Regions from separate parts of the Homo sapiens genome. Here region 1 is linked to region 2. The links are chromatin loops, found by intact Hi-C in ENCODE. Cell type or tissue: K562. All regions are shown on one strand. Links, peaks and the distances in the headings refer to the core of each region. The heading gives the core; the rest is flanking DNA.

What was found. A loop is a pair of places that touch in the nucleus more often than their neighbours do. Peaks named below come from ENCODE experiments on the same cell type or tissue, not always from the same donor. Only the 100,000 strongest peaks of a DNase experiment are listed, where the experiment ranks them.
Region 1: it touches region 2 in a loop (4-fold over the local background); 5 of 110 quality-filtered maps call a loop at or near these places.

Annotation. Positions count from the first base shown.
Region 1 is chr11:86,416,314-86,421,700 of GRCh38, forward strand. CCDC81 (coiled-coil domain containing 81) reads left to right here. Exons shown (of 15, transcript NM_001156474.2): 14 at 3,615-3,740. Among named protein-coding and RNA genes, the nearest start is that of CCDC81, 44 kb to the left of the region's middle. In K562, for the core only: a CTCF peak has its summit at 2,805 (motif pointing left); a DNase peak (open chromatin) is centred at 428; H3K27me3 peaks cover 316 bases.
Region 2 is chr11:85,938,915-85,944,301 of GRCh38, forward strand. No RefSeq gene overlaps it. Among named protein-coding and RNA genes, the nearest start is that of CCDC83, 86 kb to the left of the region's middle. In K562, for the core only: a CTCF peak has its summit at 2,636 (motif pointing right); a DNase peak (open chromatin) is centred at 2,667.

The sequences.
Region 1 (5,387 bases), core at 58-5,057, 480 kb after region 2:
TTTAGCTTCTGTTTTATAACAGCAGAACCACCATCACTTGTCCCATAGTGGGAAGCAAAGTGTGCTTTCCATAGCCAGATATGGGACCCTCTGTATTTGTTGCTAAGACTATTGCTACTTCCTCTTCTGCTTCTATCTGTTGGCTTCTCTAGTTATTTCCTAAACTTGGAGGGTTAAAGTGTCACTTTTAAGTTGTATGACTTGGGCCAGATCACATGTAAGGTCTCTGAGCCTTATTGTCCTCATATGAGAAAGAAGGATAATCACATCTGCCCCTCCTAACCTTACTGGGAGAATTAGATGAGATTATGTATGTGAGAGCATTTTCGGAAACTGTAAAGCTCTGAACACATCCCTGTTTCTGTATTGGTCAGATCCTTGTTTTCTATTTACATATTCTTTACTGGTTATGGCAGATTCTCTCACTTCCCTTATCTTTTCCAACTCCCTGGTCCTTCTCTGGTTCATCTTAACATGTGATCTCAGATTGTCTTGTGACTCATAGAAGGCCACTTTCTTTCAGAGGGGATAATTTAGTCAGGGTGATCCAGACAGGACTGCTAAGCTATTTATACTTGTTTTTTTTCTTTTTGCTCTTATTTTCAAAAGTAACAATTCATGCTCATTAAAAGAAGTCAATTGAAGGTTAGCCGGGCACGGTGGCTCATGCCTGTAATCCTAGCACTTTGGGAGACCGAGGCAGGCAGATCACTTGAGCCCAGGAGTTTGAGACCAGCCTGGGCAACATGGTGAAACCCCGTCATTACTAAAAATACAAAAATTAGCTGGGCGTGTTGGTGTGCGCCTGTAATCCCAGCTATTCGGGTGGCTGAGGCACAAGAATGCTTGAACCTGGGAGGCAGAGGTTGCAGTGAGCTGAGATTGCGCCACTGCACTTCAGCCTGGGCGACAGAGATTGCCTCAAAAAAAAAAAAAAAGGTTAATAATCTCCCCTACTAAGTAGCCAATACATATGTGCATATTGCTTAAATAGGAAAATTTTTTAAATTTTTTTTGTAAAAAATAATTTAAAAGTAGGTTACATATTAACCTTAATTATTTATAAAAAAATTTAAACAATTTTTCCTTTTTAAGCAATATGCACATATATTTTTCCTTCTACTTTTGTAAATGAAATAGTCTATGAGATCTTATATATTACTCTGCAAACTAATCTTTCTTTAACCTAGCAATGTCATATACAACTCAGTACATATATATGAGATTCATTCTTCTTTAATAGCAGCATATTATCTATAATATAGATGTATAATAATTTAACTTTTGCATTATTGATGAACATTCACTTTGTTTCCAGATATTTTGTATTAAACATTTTTAATATATATTTTTATACTGGTTCTTTTGTTTCTATCAGATAAATTCCCAAAAGTGGGGCTGCTGTGTCCAATGTACGGTACATCTAATTTTCCTTTTTTTTTTTGTTTTTTTGAGACAGAGTCTCACTCTGTCGCCCAGGCTGGAGTGCAGTGGTGCGATCTTGGCTCACTGAAACCTCTGCCTCCTGGGTTCAAGTGATTCTCATGCCTCAGCCTCATGAGTAGCTGGGACTACAGGTGCATGCCACCACTCCTGGCTAATGTATGATACATTTGAAATATTACCAGAAACTGACAGTTACATTTCTAAGAAGGCATAGCAACTCGCTTCTCAGCAATGTTGTGAGAATGCTAGTTGTCCCCTGCACAATCTCTGCCTCATTTTCTTACTTTCTGGGCATTTAAAATTATTTTAACCTATCCTTAAAAAAATAACATAATAATGGCCAACAAGCAAATGAAAAAATGATTAACACCACAAATTATTATGAAAGTGCAAACCACAATCACAGTGAGATACCATGTCACATCCATCAGGATAGCTACTATGAAAAAAAATAACACGCGTTAGTGAGAAGTAGAAACCTTTGTGTACTGTTGGTGCAAACATAAAATGGTACAGTTGCTATGGAAAACAGTATGGTGGTTCCTCAAAAAATTAAAAATAGAACTACTGTATCATCCAGTAATTCCCCTTCTGGATATGTATTCAAAAAAATTGAAAGCTGATCTCAAAAGATATCTGTACAGCCATGTTCATAGCAGCACTTTTTGTAACAGCCAAGAAGTAGAAGCATCCCAGGTGTCCACCGACAGATGAATGGATAAACAAAATGTAGTGTGGGTATATATATACACTGTACAATGGAATTGTTATTCACTTTTAAAAAGGAAGAAAGTTCTAACACATGCTACACTGTGGATGACCCTCAAGGTCATTATGTTAAGTGAAATAAACAAGTCACAAAAAGACAAAATACTGTATGACTCCACTTATATGAGTTATCCAGAGAAGTAAAATTCATAGAAACAGAAAGTAGAATGTTGGTTGCCAAGGGCTAGAGGAGGCAGAAATGGGGAGTTGTTTAATGGGTGTAGTTTTAGTTTTGTAACGTGAAGGCGTTCTGGAGATTGGGTGCATAACATGAATGTATTTAACACTAAGTAACTGTACACTTGGAAATGGTTAAGATAGTAAATTTTGTTATGTGTTTTTTTAAACCACAAAAAAAAAATCTACGAAAAGAAAAATAACTTATGAAAAAAGTAATAGGTACTCTTCAGTCATTGAGCTCCAGTTACATGATAGGCACTGGCACTTCCTGTGTATCATTTAGTCTTTATAATAACCATACAATAGCTGTTCAATCAATGCTTGTTAGATGAAAAGGTGTGCCGTTTAAGGAAAAAGTGAGACAGTATAGAGGACATTAACTGATTTTTATTGGAGGATCCTGACACCCAGTGGTCGTTGGTACCTGTAACACAAAGCCCTTCAGAGCAGGCTACATCAACAGTTACATTTTGTGAAGCTCCTTCTAGATTTCAGTGAGAACTGACAGCAAAGGTTTCAGTTTAGCAAGAAATAGACACATAATCAGAACCAGGCTTAAGGTGATTCACAACAGTAGTGATGGAGTGTTTGGAGACCAGTGATAGAAACACAACACTGGGAATATCTCCCTTTGAAGACAGAGATTATACTGCAGTCACTTCTTCGATGACATGGCCTTCACCAAACATTCCTGTTTTATTTTCTTGCCTTCTTCACAATGTTAATGTTTTCTCTATTTTCTTTTCCCTTGCTTAGTCACTTGTGTTTATTTTCTCTTTTTGTAGACTTTCATTTGTATACCTATCTATTTTGCCTTGTAATATGTCTGCAGTGACTGGTAGGCTGAGTACTGGCAGCTGAGAGGCTGGACTAAAAGGAAAGAAACAGAGTATAGGAAATCCATTTGGGATGATTCTTCAGATAAGTTAAATTAGCCTCAAAGGAAATTAATGGTTTTACAGGTTGAAGTTGTTAACTGGAAAAAGGTTTCAATCCTATTAAATCAAACCAGGATTGAAGATAAAAGACCTTTGATCCATAAATTATTTGAGAGCTAGGAATTTCAGTATGCTTTTACAGTGTTCATGCTTTTTAGTATATTTCAGAGTAGTGAACAAAACCAGAAGGTTTTTTTTGTTTAACATAAAAGGAATGGGGCTCCCAAATTTGGTGCATGCTCTTCCAAGTATTATGGAGCCAGGCTGTTCTTTTCTCTCCAGGCACTTGGCAGACAGAACCGCTGAGCTGGAGCGAGTAAATAGAGTCAACCAATGCTTACAGGAGGACTGGGAAAGGAGTGCTGCGATGAAGAAGCAGCGAGACCTGGAGGACAAGGCTTTTGAACGGTAATGCCTGATTGGAACCCCAAAATTCTCCTGCTCCTTGTGGGACAGCAACAGGTTTCAAGTGGAACTCCACTTGATTAGCAGTGGCTGCCTAGAGAACCTTGTGGAGAAAGCAAGTCTGTATTCCATGGGAAATACTGCCGTGATTGATTAGAAATGTCTGTTACAGACATGGGATTGGAGAATGCTGAGTTGTATGCTAGGTATTTACTAACCGTGCTCTAATATTTGCCTCTGCTTAGGGTGGCTTTATTTGCTTTTTGTGGAGAGTGAAGATTCTCTTTGGAAATAACTATTTGGAAGTAGGGGGAGTGAGTTTCCAATCTGAACGTTTTCAAGGCTTAGAGAATCGTTATTTAAGAGCAGGGTCAGGGGTTGTAAGATTGGCAATTGGAAAAGTAAGATGCCTATTATGGAGCCAACCAAGAGCATCTTTCTGAAATTATTATATGCCTGCCCAATCCTCAGCTTAAATATTCACATCACTACTGTTGTATTACATCTTGAAAAAAAATTAAAATACGAATGTAAGGTATGATTTTATAGCATGTTAAAAATGTGATGAAACAGATCAAGTCTATACAATCAAGTTATTAAAACCCAAATATACCAAAATAATAGTTTAAATTGCCAATTATCAGTTTTTAATCATGGATAAAATTTGTAGAATGGATCTTGATCTGTAACTCTCCTTTTCCTTTTAGGTTTTCTTGTAAAGCATTTCTCACCTGTCTTTCTAATGAGTAGAACCCATATTTTGTGACAATGAAAGTATGAGTGATGACGTGGAAAATAGGTTCCAAAGGAGAAGTGGACTCATTTGGCTTAGAGAAAAGGAGAGGAAAGGGCAGTTGGGGATTTCAATTTTCTCAGTGATTTGGGAAGGCAGGTAAAAGTCAGTGAGATTAATGCCAGGGAGATTTTAGTTGTGTCTAGGAAGAGTGCTTGGCCAACATGGTGATAAAGGACTGAGGAGACACAGGAAATAATGTTGAGTGGCAGGCTAACAAATCTACTCCTGGTATATCGTGGAGCAGACTTCTCTGAGGACCTAGGCCAAGTGTGGACAGAGACTTGAGCACGCAGCAGTAGCAAGAAGGAATTGGTTGGCACAAAAAGAAAATAAAGCAAAAGTAAAACCAAAGTCCATATGTATGCAGTTAGCACATGATACTCTGTTCCATTACCAAGCCAGGTAGGTCTTCCCCTGCTCACTTCCAAGGTAGTTTATTCTTTTTTCTTTTAAGACTGCCCTTGATAATCCTTTTTTTTTTGAGATGGTGTCTCACTCTGTCGCACAGGCTGGAGTGCAGTGGCGCGATCTCGGCTCACTGCAAGCTCCGTCTCCTGGGTTCATGCCATTCTCCTGCCTCAGCATCCCGACTAGCTGGGGCTACAGGCGCCTGCCACCAGGCCTGGCTAATTTTTTGTGTTTTTTAGTAGAGACAGGGTTTCACCGTGTTAGCCAGGATGGTCTTGATCTCCTGACCTCGCAATCCGCCCGCCTCGGCCTCCCAAAGTGCTGGGATTACAGGCGTAAGCCACCGCGCCCGGCCGATCATCCTTCTTAAACAGAATTCTGGCTGGATGCCATGGCTCATGCCTGTAATCACAGCACTTTAGGAGGCTGAGGCAGATGGATTGCTA
Region 2 (5,387 bases), core at 201-5,200:
AAAAAAACAAAGTAAAAGTAAAAAAAGAAAGGAAAATGTTGAAGAAACTAAACATCGACAAGAATACAGAGCACCTGAAACTTTCATATAATTGGTGGCAAGACTGTAACTGGGAATGAACACTGAAATATGTTTTGCCAATATTTATTAAACCTGAACATGTATATACATATACTGCATGACACGGCAATTCCACTTTGGGCTTTATATCCAACTGAGATGAATGCTTATGTTCACCAGAAGACATGTACAAGACTGTTCCCAGCAGCTGTAATGATAATAGCCAAAAACTGGAAACAACCCCAATAACTATCAGTAATAGAACCTGTAAGTCAATTGTGCTATTCTCACTACTAAGCACTCAATAAAAAAAAAAAAAAGTAAATTGTGCTTAGTCACACTATGGAATATCACACAGCATAAAGAAGAATAAACTACTGACACGTGTAGCTATAATATACAAGTGAATCTTACAGATGTAATATTGAAAGAAGGCAGACATACAGTATGATTCAATTTAATAAAGCTCAAAAAGAAGACAAGCAACCAATCTATGATGATAGAAGTCAGAACAGTGGCTATCTTTGTGGTGGGTAATGACTAGGATGAGACATGAAGGGCTTTTCTGGTAATCTTGATCTGAGTGGTAATTAACCTGGGTGTGCTCACTTTGTAAACATTCATCAAGCAGGACTCTTAAGGTTTGTGTATTTGACGGGTGTATCTTACACTTCAAAATGGAGTGAAGTTGCCATTTTTTAAAGAATGGTAAACTTGTTATAGGTAAGATTTATCTCTATTTTTCTCAGGAAAAAAAAAAAACTTACTTTCCACTGGGACAAATCAAACAGCTTCTAGTAACCAACAAAAACAGCCTATGTGGCAACTCACTGATTTCAGCAGGTCAACAGAAATTGATTTTTTCTCTCACACTTGGAGAGTTCGGATCATGATTTTAAAGCAAGCCAGTCATAACATGTTAAGAATCCCACCTAATTTGTTAGTTGTGGCAGTTTTTCCTTCACAGTGTGAATTTGAGTCAGAAGAAAATATCAAGTGACTATATAAGGAAAATGGCTGTGCTTCCAAGACAAGGATACCCTCTCTCACCACTCCTATTCAACATAGTATTGAAGTTCTGCAAGGGCAATTAGGCAAGAGAAAGAAATAAAGGGTATTCAAATAGGAAGAGAGGAAGTCAAATTGTCTCTGTTTGCAGATGACATGATTGTATATTTAGAAAACCCCATCCTCTCAGCCCAAAATCTCCTTAGCTGCTAAGCCACTTCAGCAAAGTCTCAGGATACAAAATCAATGTGCAAAAATCACAAGCCTTCCTATACACCAATAATAGACAGAGAGCCAAATCATTACGGAACTCCCATTCACAATTGCTACAAAGAATAAAATACCTAGGAATACAACTTACAAGGGATGTGAAGGACATTTTCAAGGAGAACTACAAACCACTGCTCAAGGAATTAAGAGAGGACACACAAAAAAAATGGAAAAACATTCCATGCTCATGGATAGGAAGAATCAATATTGTGAAAATGGCCATACTGCCCAAAGTAATTTATAGATTCAGTGCTATACCCATGAAGCTACCATTGACTTTCTTCACAGAATTTTAAAAAACTACTTTAAATTTCATATGGAACCAAAAAAGAGCCCGTATAGCCAAGACAATCCTAAGCAAAAAGAACAAAGCTGGAGGCATCATACTACCTGACTTCAAACTATACTACAAGGCCACAGTAACCAAAACAGCATGGTACTAGTACCAAAACAGATATATAGACCAATGGAACGAACAGAGTCTTCAGAAATAACATCACACATCTACAACCATTTGCTCTTTGACAAAGCTGACAAAAACAGGAAATGGGGAAAGGATTCCCTATTTAATAAATGGTGTTGGAAAAACTGGCTATCCATATTCGGGAAACTGAAACTGGACCCCTTCCTTACACCTTATACAAAAATTTACTCAAGATGGATTAAAGATTTAAATGTAAGATGTAGAATCATAAAAACCCTAGAAGGAAACCTAGACAATACCATTCAGGACATAGGCACACCCTAATTGAATGGCTGATGGTGGCCATACAAATGGTATGGAATGACACCAGAGAAATACCAGAAACTGTGAGTAAATGGCAGTTGTATACAGATTTGGTGCAAGTAATTTGGGAGATGGGTATATGGCAGGCTATGTTCGATCTGAATACCTGAGGGCCAGATGATGAACGCTTTACCTCCCACATGAGGGACCTTGTATTGGGCTCTGCCCCGCCAAGTGCCTTCGGCTCCCTGGCCGCTCTCCTCACTCCATATGTGGGGTGCCACATACTTGAAGTGACTACTGCCATGGCGGCCCTTGGGGAAGCAAAGGGCCATTAGTGGGACCTAGGAATCTACACCATAAAAAGGGGAACAGTACCCCTTCTGCAGGGTGCCACCTCATGGGACAAAAAGGGGCCCCAGTGGATGACCCACATGCCACCAGATATAGATTGATTTGATTTTGGATAGGGTTGACCAAGAGAAAATTGATAGGCAACCCAATGAAGTGCCGTTAACTTTGTAGAGGCAACTGTCCCTGGAGCAGCAATTCCAGAAAATGCCCAAGAGGTGGCAGGATGATGCTGCTCAGCTCAGTACCCCCGGCCACTCCATCTCAAGCACTACTTGCAGATGGATGGAGGTATAGAAATTTTTGTGTTTGATAAGGGAACTGGCCGAGGTGCTCGGCTTGGGGGAACACTGGACAACTGGAGGCCACAAGTGGAATTGACAATCCACTGGTCCCCCACCAACATACAGCGGGTGCTGGTGCTGGTAGACACTGGCACAGATTGTACTCTCGTCTGTGGGAACCTGGATAAATTTCCAGGCAAGGCTGCATATATAGATGGCTATAGAGGTCAGTCAGTGAAAGTGAAACCTGCATCTTTGCACCTTGGCATTGGCTGCTTGGCTCCCCACTTATAAACTATGTTTCTCCCATACCTGAATACATTTTGGGGGTGGATACTTTACATGGCTTGGCTTTACAAACCACGGATGGGGAATTCAGACTCCAAGTATGTGGGGTTAAGCTGGTACTCCACAGACATACACATCACTAGCTCCATGTCCTGCCACAACCCTTATGGATTACTTCCACGTGTCAATACCACTTGCCAGGTGAGCATACAGAGATAACTGAGACTATTAAGAAGTTAGAAAAGGTGCAGATAATGTGTAACACCTACAGACCCTACAATTTTCCAGTATGGCCAGTCAAGAAGCCTGATGGAACTTGGCAGATGACAGTGGATTATTGAGAACTAAATAAAGTAATACCCCTTTTACATGCAGCTGTACCCTCTATCATGGATTTGATGGACCCCTTGACAATGAAGTTGGGAGAGTACCACTATGTGGTGGACTTGGCCAATGCATTCTTCTCAGTTGACATTGCTCCAGAGAGCCAGGAAGTTTGCCTTCACATGGGAAGGGCAACAGTGGACTTTCACAGTGCTGCCGCAGGGCTATATGTGTAGCCCCATCATACATCATGGTCTCCTTGCCACGGATTTAGCCGCCTGGAAGTGTCCAAAGGGAATCCACCTATTCCATTATATTGATGATATTATGTTAACCTCTGATTCTCTTGCAGGTTCAGAAGTGGTGGCACCCCTTTTACAACAACATTTGGCAGCATGAGGTTGGGCAGTCAACAAATCCTAGGTCCAAGGGCCTGAACTGTCTGCCAAATTATTGGTAGTTATCTGCTTGGGTAAAACAAAGGCTATACCAGAGGCCATCACTGATAAAATTCAGGCATATACCCGGCCCACAACAATGAGGCAACTACAGACTTTTGTAGGCCTCTTGGGATATTGGTGGGCATTTGTACCCCATTTGGCTCAGATGGTAAAACCGTTGTGTCAGTTGACAAAAATGGGAACTACTTGGGATTGGGACAATGAGGCTGAGATGGCTTTTCTGGCAGCCAAGTGGGCCATACAGCAAGCACAGGCCCTACAAGTAATTGATCGGGGCGCCCATTTGAACTTGATGTGCGTGTGACCACAGATGCTTTTGGCAAGGCCTATGGCAGCACACAGAGGGCTTTAGAATACTGGCAGGCTTTTGGTCCCAACTTTGGAAGGAAGCTGAGCTCTGGTATTCATTGATAGGGAAGGAGTTAATAGCTGCATATGCCACCCTTCAGGCTTGTGAGAGTGTGATGGGACAAACAACAGTAGTCATGCCTGTAGATGACTTACCCAATAGTGGGGTGGGTACCTTCACGGGTAATGACCCTCCGGACTGGGATGGCACAGACATCTACCTTAGCAAAGTGGGGAGCCTAGTCAAAACAGCAGAGTACCCTGAGTAAAAGCCCCTTATCAGCAGAATTACAAGAAGTCTTGGGACCTGTAGTCCTGATGCAAGATAAGGCCATGGGTCAACCTGAGGCACCCTTAAACCCTGAGCCATTACCATTTAAAGAGGGGCAGGCACCTCTTCCATTCCCAGTGGAGCATGGTATAAAGATGGGTCCAGCCAGGGTGTTACTGCTGCCTGGACTGCTGTTGCGGTCCAGCCTAGTATTGATACCATATGGTTTGATACTGGAGGTGGACAAAGTCAGTGAGCTGAACTCGGGGCAGTATGGATGGTGATCACCAAGAAGGAGACACCTATGGTAATCTGCCCCAGTAGCTGGGCAGTTTACTGAGGCCTGACCTTGTGGTTAACTACCTGGAAGTTACACGATTGGCTAGTTGGTCACTGGCCCATTTGGGGCCAGGCCATGTGGCAAGACCTATGGAAAGAAGGATGACCTCCTCTGACCAGGTATGGGGACCAACAGTAACCTGTGGTTGCCTGCCCTAATGCCCCTAAAGGCAGGGGAACAAAAAACCTGGCTTTGAACATGGACCCTTCAAGTCCCCCATTGCCAATGGTTGGCTATGGTAGCCCTCTGGGGGGAGGGCCTACAGTATGATTTACATGTCACTCCTTGGGTATTCAATATATGGCTTCCATGATTGACCGTTCGTAGGGGAATGCTCAGGGAAGGAACCCCCCTCCTTGTATTGTCTGTATGGCCTATTGTGAGCTCCCCAGTGACTTTGGCACAAATACAGGACACAAAGAAACCATGGGGAGCTGAGAAGCTGTGGTACCATTGCCCAGGGCAGAAGCCCTTGGCGGCTGCATTGTTATCCAGAGATAAAAGGTTGGCTTGTATTTTGCCTCAGAAGAGTGATTTACCTGTGTGTGCCTGCTTTGTCATTCTGACCATAAGTTGACATGCTCTAACAGCATTGTGGAATGGGCTATGCTGAGATGACCAATGTGTCCAGCTGTTGGATCTGCACCACCCTTCC